2 separate regions of the Homo sapiens genome follow, and region 2 is linked to region 1. The links are chromatin contacts, found by Hi-C or POLR2A ChIA-PET in ENCODE. All regions are on one chromosome and are shown on one strand. The core of a region is the stretch at or near the end of the contact, and the rest is flanking DNA. Distances in the headings are between cores, read along the strand shown. Region 1 overlaps CASC15 (cancer susceptibility 15). Region 2 overlaps CASC15 (cancer susceptibility 15).

Region 1 (5,031 bases), core at 1,726-4,225:
ATTTGTATAGGGACTCGGCAGGTAGAAGAATGTGTGTGTGTGGGTTGTGTGTAAAATATGTACGCTTTCACATGCGGCGGGGGCATCTTTATGCTTTGGCTCAGATGGCGCATATGAAAGAAATTAGGTGATTCTAATTATATAGCCCCCAAATAGTGAGGATCCCAATTCTTCTCCTTCCCTCTTTGAATCTATTTAATAGTTTACCTTTGAACCAAGTTAATTAGGAAAAGGGACAGGCTACAGTCATTTCATTTGGCTGTTTTTGGCATCCAGGAAAGTGTGGGGTGGGGAGCTCATCAGAGGGAAACCAAGGGAAGCTCGTAGACATTGAACTTGCTCTGATCAGATTATTAATTTTCTTCTCCTTGTACGTTGTTAAATCTGTAGAAAAGGAACATCAGCTCAAGATCTGTCGCTCTGGCTCCGGGCCAGCATGCCAAATTCTGTCATCTTTGCAGCATGGCCAAGCATCTTTATTACATGTTATAATTCTGGTTTTTGAGCTTGATCCAGTGATCCTGCTACAGCATCAGATGGTTTGGGATGTGGAAAAAGAAGAGGGCTATATTCATCTGTAGATGAGGTTTGGGGAGAATTGTAAGAGCCAGAAAGGTGGAGTGGTTGTCTAGGGCAGGGACTTTTCATGGATGCTACAGACACCTCCTTTGTGCTGCCTCGAATTTGAAATGCATTATTAATTTCTGTTCAATACAGATCGTTGATGTCAAACCAAAAATAAATGTGGGCCCTACTCCTGCTCTGGCCATTACATCTCTCAGCAGCCCAGCAATTAGCACCAACCTTGAGAACAGAGTGCCATCATTGATGTGACAGTTTCGTCCCTATTGTCCTGTTCCTGGGTGCATGGGTGACCCTTGACCTCCATTGGTCTCGGAGTGGGAAACTGAACTTATGAACTGTTCGGGCTGCGCTGGCCTCAGATTAACCTGGGCAAGGTTAACTTTCTCACTCTCTTCTTCAAAAGTGCTTTAGAGGGTGAGGAAGTACTAGGAGTAAATAATAATTTTAAAAAATGGTTGGGAGGGGAAAAACAATTGCATCAATTTCCTGAGTACAGACACCCCTAACCTGCCTTTTGCAAATAATCTCCCTTTTGTCTGCTCTTAGGGGTTTTGCAGATGAAGCCTTGGCTTTGGCTTGTCAATGAGGACTTTTCAGAAGCTCCAGAATGCCTTTAGCGGCTTTGCAGGAAGCGGTGACACAAAGTTCCAGCCAGTCTCCCCCTCCTTCCACTTATTGTTTCAGAATTGTCAGAAAACAGGCTGGGATGAGGAGGAAGAGCTACTGTGAGGGCTTTTTTTTTGTTGTTAGTTTGGCTGCTGAATGAAAGCAAGCACTTTATTTAGAAGTGAGTAGGGAGGGAAATGCAGCTTAGGGTTGACACCCTTCTGGTGCTTATCCATAAATATGAAATGGTGTTAGAACACCAGACACCAGAGAGCTTTCTGATTGGCTGTTGGTGATGTCATCATGTCATTAATACTGTGCTCAGAAAATAAACTGATCCGCCTGTTTTCCTTCTTTCTCTCTTTCTTTCTTTCTTTCTTTCTAGCTGAAATGTATGAAATCCATTTTGTAATCTAAAATGAGGTGCTTCAGTCAGGACATTTCGAAAGAATTATTATGTTTCTCATGTGTTCAGAGTCATTTTGGTATTCACTTGAGCAAAGCAATAGTCACCCACAAGTATTCAGCCTATCTTGTCTTATTGCTTAAAAGTAAAGGCAGACGCTATTCAACACCTGGGTACCAACAGTTGACATTTACCCACATTAAGTGCTAAGGCTGTAGATGAGGATTTCTTCTTGTCGGCCTTTAAACATCCTAGTAAGCCCAGGGCCAACGCTGGCACAGGGGAAGGTGAGGGATGTGGGTGAGTAATAAGGAGTGCTTTCTTTTTTATTTTCTTATAAACTAATTTTGTTTCTCTACCTGTGATAACTCTGCAGTCCAATTTAAACCTGCCTGCTTTTCCACTTAATGCATGCTCATCTGATCTGTTAGCCTTATAATTGTGTTTCAGCAGGAGGAATACACTTGTGGCATGTCCAAGGTGTGTGTGTGTGTGTGTGTGAAAAATCCAATAGCATTCTTGATATGCAGGAGTGAAATTCTCGGGAGGAAAGCCACTGCCAAGCAACACTCTAACCTCTGCATTGATTTTGGATGCCTAGAGGTCTGGAAGATTTGACAGTTCTCCATTCCTACTGCTTCACTCTCATCCAAGAAGGAATACTGTTTCGATTAATCATTGGGAAGCATTTTGGATAGATATAGCTCTGTGTGTTTTCTTTAAATTAAATATAGAACTGTCCTTTTGAGGGAAAGCCGTGATTCTTTATTGTCAGAAAGTTTGGCTAGAATAACCTTCCCTTTTCTTGTAATATTTAACTTTGCTTGTGAGTAACTATAACAATTCACTTCCTTGCATGCCAGTGTCCTCTTGGGTAGAATCTCCTAATAACATGTACAAATGTTATGTAAATCCCCCCTCCCCCACAAGATGTTTATTGAGTGAAAATGCCTCTAAGATTTTATTCCATTACTGTCAAAATGTCCAAGGTTATTTTACGCATGCTGTGGACATATTATTTGGATTAGCAAAATGTCTAGCAAGCAGGTATAACTGATTCTGGCATGCAACTGTAATCTCTTGTTACAGGGAGACAGTGCATTCCTTTTCAAGGTTACCCTCATTTTTTTGCAAGGTTATAAACCATAGATTTAGGAATCACTGGGGTCAAAGGGAAAAGGGAAAGACAATGAGCCCCATTCATCCTTATGAGCCCTAATGAGTATAGAGATAGTATATTTTCCAGGTTAGAGCCCCATCTCTGACAGGCTTTAATTATCTATGAGCTGAAACAAGAAGCAATATAAACATACAAAAGCATTTCAGGAACAGGTTTTTGAAGGAGATGAATCACCCAAGTTGGTGTCCCACTCAGCCCTTTTGCAAGGGGCCAGCTCCCTCCATTCTGCCTGCCACTTGATCACGTGACAGCTGTTTGCAGACTAAAGGAAAGAAACAATCATTCACTAGCAGGAAACCCAATCCCGGGCAGGTGCAGTTTGAGTAACGACTCTAGGCCTGAAGGTCAGAATGGCTGCAAAGACCTAAGCTTTTGCAGATGGTCTGAGTGGGAGGAGCCAGGTTCAATAACCCTTCTGTAGCCCCCAGGTTGGTCCTTCCTCGGGGAGGGTGCTACCACTTCTCCAGATACTGCTGAACTTTTGAACCCAAGTACAGTACGCTATTTAGGATGTTTGTCATTTATAGCTTTTAGATAAAGCAGTAGCGGATTTTAAGGAAACAGTAGACAGATCCATTTTCCTTTTCCTCCAGTGATGTTAGTGATCTAATTAGAAGTCAGTGTTTTAGCAGCTTCCTCTCTATGTGCTTTGGGTTCTTTTTTTCTAAGAGACGCCTATGGACATGAACAAAAGCCGGATGTTGCACTAGGGCTTCTGAACAAGTGCTCTGCATTAGATACGTCTGGAGTTTACACACCACGCTTTCCTCTGTGCAGACCAAATGAGAGCCTGCCGGGTGTTACGACTCCCTGTGTCCATTGTCAAAGCTGTATTTTCACTGCCTTGAAAAGTGCCCTTCTGCCACTTCATTTTATATCCATTACCAGTGGCCACTTTTTCTATTTATATTGCTTGGAACTAATTGAGATTCCAGGTGCACAAGTGTGTCACACGCAAGGGCTTGGGTACTTGGGCAAGTGTAACAATAGTTCAGGAAGAGATGATCAGCAGCCACCCTTTCTGGGTTGAGGAAACCTCCAAAAAAACCGAATAGAAAGTATCAAATACATAAATTTGAAGGGAGAATATATGAGCCTGGCATCTTCTCAGCTGCAACCTGATTTATTGAAAAAAATGGTGATTGGGGGAAAGTATAGAATATTTGCTTGAAGGAATCCACTTCTCTGAATAGCTCCCTCGTTTCTGTGGCTTGGAGACTGAGACTTAGAATTCCACAATTATACTGTATAGATGAGCCTTGTTCTATATTTGGGATGTAATCTCCACACTCAGGAGCTACATATGGCCGTGAGCACCCACTTAAGAGCTAAAAATGTAAGTTACCGCCTACTTTGTCCTGAATTGGAATCATACATAATTGCTCTATGCTTTAAAAAATCTTCCTTTGAGGAAAGAGTTCAAGATCAAATTGTTAGTGGGTAATCTTATATGAAGCCAAGTATCACTAGCTGTTGAAAGAAGCTACATAAATACTTGTTGTTGAACAAATAAAATAAATGAAGGAAGAATTCACATCTCTCATTACTTAATCAGAAAGTAACATGGTGAGTCAGGAAGCTGTAGGCTTATCCTAGAAGTAAATACCCATCATGAAATGGGCAGAGATCTGGAAGCAGGAACCGATGGGGTGGACTCCTAGAACTAATGAAAATGGAAAGTATGCAAAGTCCAGTGGTTTCTAAATTTGGCTGATCATCAGAGTCAGCTTATGAGCTCTTAAAAACAAAAATAGGCTGGGTGCAGTGGCTCATGCTTGTAATCCCAGCATTCTGGGAGGCTGAGGTGGGCGGATTGCTTGAGCTGAGAAGTTCAAGACCAGGCTGGGCAACATGGCAAAACCCTGTCCCAACAGGAAATACAAAAATTAGTTAGTCATGGTGGTGTGCACCTGTAGTCCCAGCTACTTGGGAGGCTGAGGTGGGAGGATTGCTTGAGCTCAGGGACGTAGAGGCTGCGGTGAGCTTTGATTGAGCCACTGCACTCCAGCCTGGGTGACACAGCGAGACCCTGTCTCAAAAAAAAAAAAAAAAAAAAAAAAAAAAAGCTGGTGCAGTGGCTTATGCTTGTAATCCCAGCACTTCTGGAGGTCAAGATAGGAGGATGCTTGAGGCCAGGCGTTCAAGACCAGCCTGGGCAACATAGCATGACCCCCTCTCTGCAAAAAAATTAAAAAACAAGTTAGCTAAATGTGGTGATGTGCACCTGTAATCCTAGCTATTCGGGAGGCTGAGG
Region 2 (5,010 bases), core at 1,681-4,180, 220 kb after region 1:
GGATTGGGAAATAATGGGTTTGAATCTCAGCTTCATAGGCAGCTTTCTCAATTGGGGAAATTATTAAACTTTCTGAGCCTTAGTTTCCTCCTGAGTAGAGTGGGAATATACTCTGCACCTCTAATGGTTGCTGGAAGGAATATTAAGTAAAACAGCGTATTTAAAGTTTCTAAAACAACTATGTACATACACAGGAGGATTGCTGTACACATTTGCTGTTATTGTAGTTTTCAGTTGCTGTGTATCATAGGTGAGTTGATACCAACCCTTTAGTGTCCCATTGACCATGTTACAAAATTTAATAAACACTTGTGTTACTCAGAACAAAGGAGGAAACTTGTGCCTTGTCTTCCCATATTTTGGGCTTTGTTCTACAATATAAAATATATAGTTTTTCTACGGAAAAAAATCCAATAGAAACTGATTTCTTAAAGGTAGCACAATTTGAAGAGAGAAAAATCTTATAGTTTAGTTCATATTAGGTGGACTCTTCGTTTCCTTTTGACCGGGTCAAGGCTTTGTATTTTTGCATCTATACTTCTGAAGTTTCTGCCCCGCACCCCATCCCAATCACATTCAAAATCAGGCTGACAGTAATCCTGTACGTGGAACATGTGCTGAATCCTCATGGAAGGAAAGGTAAAGAAATGAAAGCCCTGTAGAAATTAATATATTTCCTTAGAGGTGGGCATGGAATGTAGCTTTTGTTAGGCTTACAATGCTGCGTTGAAGGTTTGTCAGCATTTTGTGCACACAGATTCTTTAAAACTTTTAAGGATTTTTTCCCTACATTATTGCATTCAGTTGGCATCATTTCTTTCTCTAATGTGTGACCTTTGACATCTATCAGAAAGTTTCAGTACATCTTTGGATGCCACACCAGCTGGGGGCAGGGACTACCCCGTTATTATAGTCATGGTTCAGAAATACAGGTTCTTCCCCCTATTTTTATACTTCCTGCATAGATGGGTTTCCTTTAGATGTGGATATTTCTCTTAAATGCATACTCTTGTCTCAAAATGGTGAAGGATACCAGTGTAGTAGTTTCTTCTTCTACTTCTGACAGTTACTGGGAAACTTGTGTCTTTCAATAAAATGCTTTCTAGAAGAAGGCAAGGTGGCTAGAAAATGTTAAGGCAGCTCAGGGACCAGTGGGAGAAAATAGATGTTAAAGGTAAAAAGTGACTTGTGATTAGTTCAGTTACGGAGTCCAAAAATCCAACCAGGTTTGTAGGTAACCAGTTACGTTTCAAATGTGATCTTAAGCCCACCCCGAGTGAGTGAACCTCAACATGAGAGTAGAAGACTCTGGAAGGGAAGATGTGAGAAGATAAAATACTGTTTTCAGAGCCCTAGGTTTTTGTTTGTTTGTTTGTTTGTTTGTTTGACATTTTTATGAGTGGAGGAATAGGACTACCTCTGGAACCTAAAATTGGGCTGAAATCCAGGTCCAGTTCTAGGTGATTGCTCAGGGTCCCTTCCCATTCCTTCCTCCATCTGCTCCTGCCCACTTGAGTGAAGGAGGTGAATAATAAAAGAGGAAAGAATGTGGATGAAAAGGAGAAGATGCAGAGAATGAAGATTCTCTGTCCTTTGTAAACCTTTTGTCCTAATCACCAAAAGTATTGTGGCATGTGTAAGTCTGAGAAAATATTTAGGTGAATCCCTTGAAATTGTCAGTATTTCAAGGGTTAAAAAAAGACAGTTTCACATAGTTCAAATGAAAGCAACAATTAGGTTTTTGCTAGAACTTCTCTGGGTCCACCAATGGGATGTATGGAGTGGTTTTAAAAAACCACACAAGGCTGGGCGCGGTGGCTCACGCCTGTAATCCCAGCACTTTAGGAGGCTGAGGCAGGCAGATCACCTGAGGTCAGGAGTTTGAGACCAGCCTGGCCAATGTGGGGAAACCCTGTCCCTACTAAAAATACAAAAATTAGCTGGGTGTGGTGGCACACACCTGTGATCCCAGCTACTCGGGAGGTTAAGGCGGGAGAATCGCTTGAACCCAGGAGGTGGACTTTGCAGTGAGCTGAGATGGTGCCACTGCCCTCCAGCCTGGGCAACAGAGTGAGGCTCTGTCTCAAAAATGAATAAATAAATAAAAATTTTAAAAACCACACAAGTTTTGGCATCCAACTGGATTTTTTTCCTTTTGCATATGCTTTTCTAACATATGCAGATATTTTCTTTGATTTTTCTTATAATCAGGCTTTCTTACTTTTTCTAAAATTGTAGTTATTGCCTCGAATCTCATAGCAGAGGAGTAGAGGCAACAAAAAGGAGAGCCAAGTGTGGGAGCAATTGAAGACCGTGGAGTTTTTTCAGATCATTCGCCTGGGAACTTGCATGGCAGTTGTGGGGTTCCAAAGATCCAAAATCAGGTGTTGTAACTTAGCTGACTTGAATATTTACTTTGAAAATAAGAAATGAATGTTAAAAAGTTGAAAAGTTATACACATGGGCACAATTTATTGAAACCTTTTCTTAGGGTAGATTGAACCTTGTTGAAAGTTGTGAAATTTGCTCAAATAGTCATTTTTTCTCTTTTTTTCTAGGTCTGAATGATTTCATGAATATTGTGGTAGTTTGGGCAAAGAACAAATTTGCTTAGTCAAGAAACATTAAAAGCCTCTACGAAGGCCTAGAGGTGGTGAAATCAGTGGTCCTCTGGTGGGCATGGTGTGTGTGTGTGTGCGCGCACACGCGTGTGACTCATCTGGGGTTGGCTCAGAGTGAAAGAGACAGATGCTTCCTTCGCCTGCTTGTTTCCTGGTTTTCAAAGCCCCTATTTCATTGTTGTTTTATTTTAAGGTTCGATGCCTTCTCCATCCGTCAGTGAGGGTGTGGAGAGCCTGCAGGCGTGTGCCTCCCTCTGTAACTTGCTATTCCTTGTGTAATGTCAAGTGGAAGTGTGAAGCACCACAAACTGCTCTGAGCAGAGCCCACTTCCCTTCACCCACGGAGAGCGTGAAGCAGTTACACCAACATCAATCAAGGAAAACCCACAGGCTGAGCTCACACGGTTGAAGCAGGTGCGTGAGCGAGCGTTCTGTGACAGGCACACGTGATTGAGGTGTACCTCGGCGTCTTGCCCACAGATGTCGGTTGCGATGACTGTGTGGGGCTGTGCCCATTCCCTGCAGAGCCGAGCCTGTCATGCTTGTGGGACACAGTGGGTGCAGCTCTTGGCAGCTCAGTGGGGTGAGCAGGTCAGGTAGTTCTGAAGTAGGCTTCTTTGCTGTTTACTCACTTGTTTAATGGTGAGGAGAAGAATCCAGGAGAAATAGTGTTTTATTTTCTTTCAGTGGTGTTTTGCAGTGAGAACACCCCTGGGATTACTCCTTTAAAACAGTAAACAAGAGGCCGGGTGTGGTGGCTCAGGTCTATAATACCAGCTCTTTGAGAGGCCGAAGCAGGAAGATTGTTTGAGCCCAGGAGTTCAAGATCAGCCTGGGCAACATCTCTAAAAGACACCATCTCTAAAAGAATTTTTTATTTTTTAATTTGCCTTGTGTGGTGGTGTCCCCTTGTTCTCCCAGCTACTTGGAGGCAGAGGTGGAAGGATCCCTTAAGCCTGGGAGGTCGAAACTGCAGTGAGCCATGGTTGCGCCACTGCACTCCAGCCTGGGCAACAGAGCGAGACCCTGTCTCAGAAATAAATAAATAAATGAAATAAAATAGTAAACAAGAAAACATTAGTATTAATTGATTTGCTAAGCCTAAGGGGGAAAATGTAAGGTCTTGAATCTCTGTATGTATGCATATGTGTGTATACATATCTATCAATATCTATCAAATGTGTATGTATGGAGTGGTTTTAAAAAACCACACAAGGCTGGGCGTGGTGGCTCACGCCTGTAATCCCAGCACTTTAGGAGGCTGAGGCAGGCGGATCACCTGAGGTCAGGAGTTTGAGACCAGCCTGGCCAATGTGGGGAAACTCTGTCCCTACTAAAAATACAAAAATTAGCTGGGTGTGGTGGCACACGCCTGTAATCCCAGCTACTCGGGAGGCTAAGGCAGGAGAATCGCTTGAACCCAGGAGGTGGAGTTTGCATATGTAGAGTAGACGTTTGTGTACACACATATATGTATATGTAAATATGTGTGTGCATGCATCAACACAGGCACCAATTTAAAGCAAAACTCAAGTGGGCCATGAGATAAAGAGAGAATGTCAATATCTAGACATTTAAAAATATCTGCTGACAAGGTGAAGGGGCTAGTAAAAAAATGCATATCTCATCCTAAGTCGAACCATCTTGATATGTATTGAGCTTTAGAAAATTTTCACAAAAGTTTTGAGCAATCTTAATTTTAAAAATACAGAGGCAGTTAATACTAAGACTTCAATATATATTGTGCTTTGTAAAAAGTGGCCAGTCTCTCAAGGCTGCTAATACCTGCTATTGGTTATGAGTATCTACTTTGAGCTGACACTTCAAAATGTTATACATATTATTTGCATTTACATATGTGAAACAATCACCCTTTCTTTAAGCAATGTAAAGTAAAACAAGACATATTTTTAAACTACTAAACTGACTCAGTTGGAGAATAATGATAAAAACCAGTATTACTATGGGTAAGGAAAAAAACCTGCCATTTTGGGGGAAATTTTTTGTATACTCTCTAAAGGTGATTTCACGATATGTAAAATCAAAAGCCACAAAATATTCTTACAGTTTCAGCAGTTCAGCTTCTAGGCAAATTTTTTCTCAGACTGTGATCAAATGTGTAAAAAATTTAGCTATAAGAATGCTTGATCGCAAACTTATTTATTTTTGATACATTTTGCTAGAAATGTCTAAATAATATTACAGTGGTCAAATAAATTATAGTAGAAATATGCAATAAAATACCAAGTGAGGCATTAAGCAGTGGTGTAGATTTCTCTAAGACCCTGTTTTTTTAAAAAACTAACAAATCAGTGTTTCATGCATTCAGTATGTGCAGATATATTATAAGCAGTTTGTGAGATTTATATAAATCTAAAAGTTGTTACAG

What was found. A loop is a pair of places that touch in the nucleus more often than their neighbours do. ChIA-PET counts read pairs that join two places held with the same protein, here RNA polymerase II (POLR2A). Pooled maps may share reads with other maps.
Region 2: a pooled map shows a loop between it and region 1 (3-fold over the local background). The contact joins two enhancer-like sites. A Hi-C loop is called at or near these places in 7 of 50 pooled maps. POLR2A ChIA-PET finds 5 or more read pairs at or near these places in 2 of 52 experiments (AG04449 and GM12878).

The regions. Positions count from the first base shown.
Region 1 is chr6:21,843,861-21,848,891 of GRCh38, forward strand. The region is part of intron 4 of CASC15 (cancer susceptibility 15); the gene reads left to right. Among named protein-coding and RNA genes, the nearest start is that of CASC15, 180 kb to the left of the region's middle. RefSeq lists enhancers at 3,197-3,246, 3,277-3,406. Within about 2 kb of position 2,976, at least 4 of the 41 ENCODE cell types and tissues checked have a DNase peak (open chromatin) inside an H3K27ac peak, as active enhancers do.
Region 2 is chr6:22,060,206-22,065,215 of GRCh38, forward strand. The region is part of intron 8 of CASC15 (cancer susceptibility 15); the gene reads left to right. Among named protein-coding and RNA genes, the nearest start is that of NBAT1, 84 kb to the right of the region's middle. Within about 2 kb of position 2,931, at least 3 of the 41 ENCODE cell types and tissues checked have a DNase peak (open chromatin) inside an H3K27ac peak, as active enhancers do.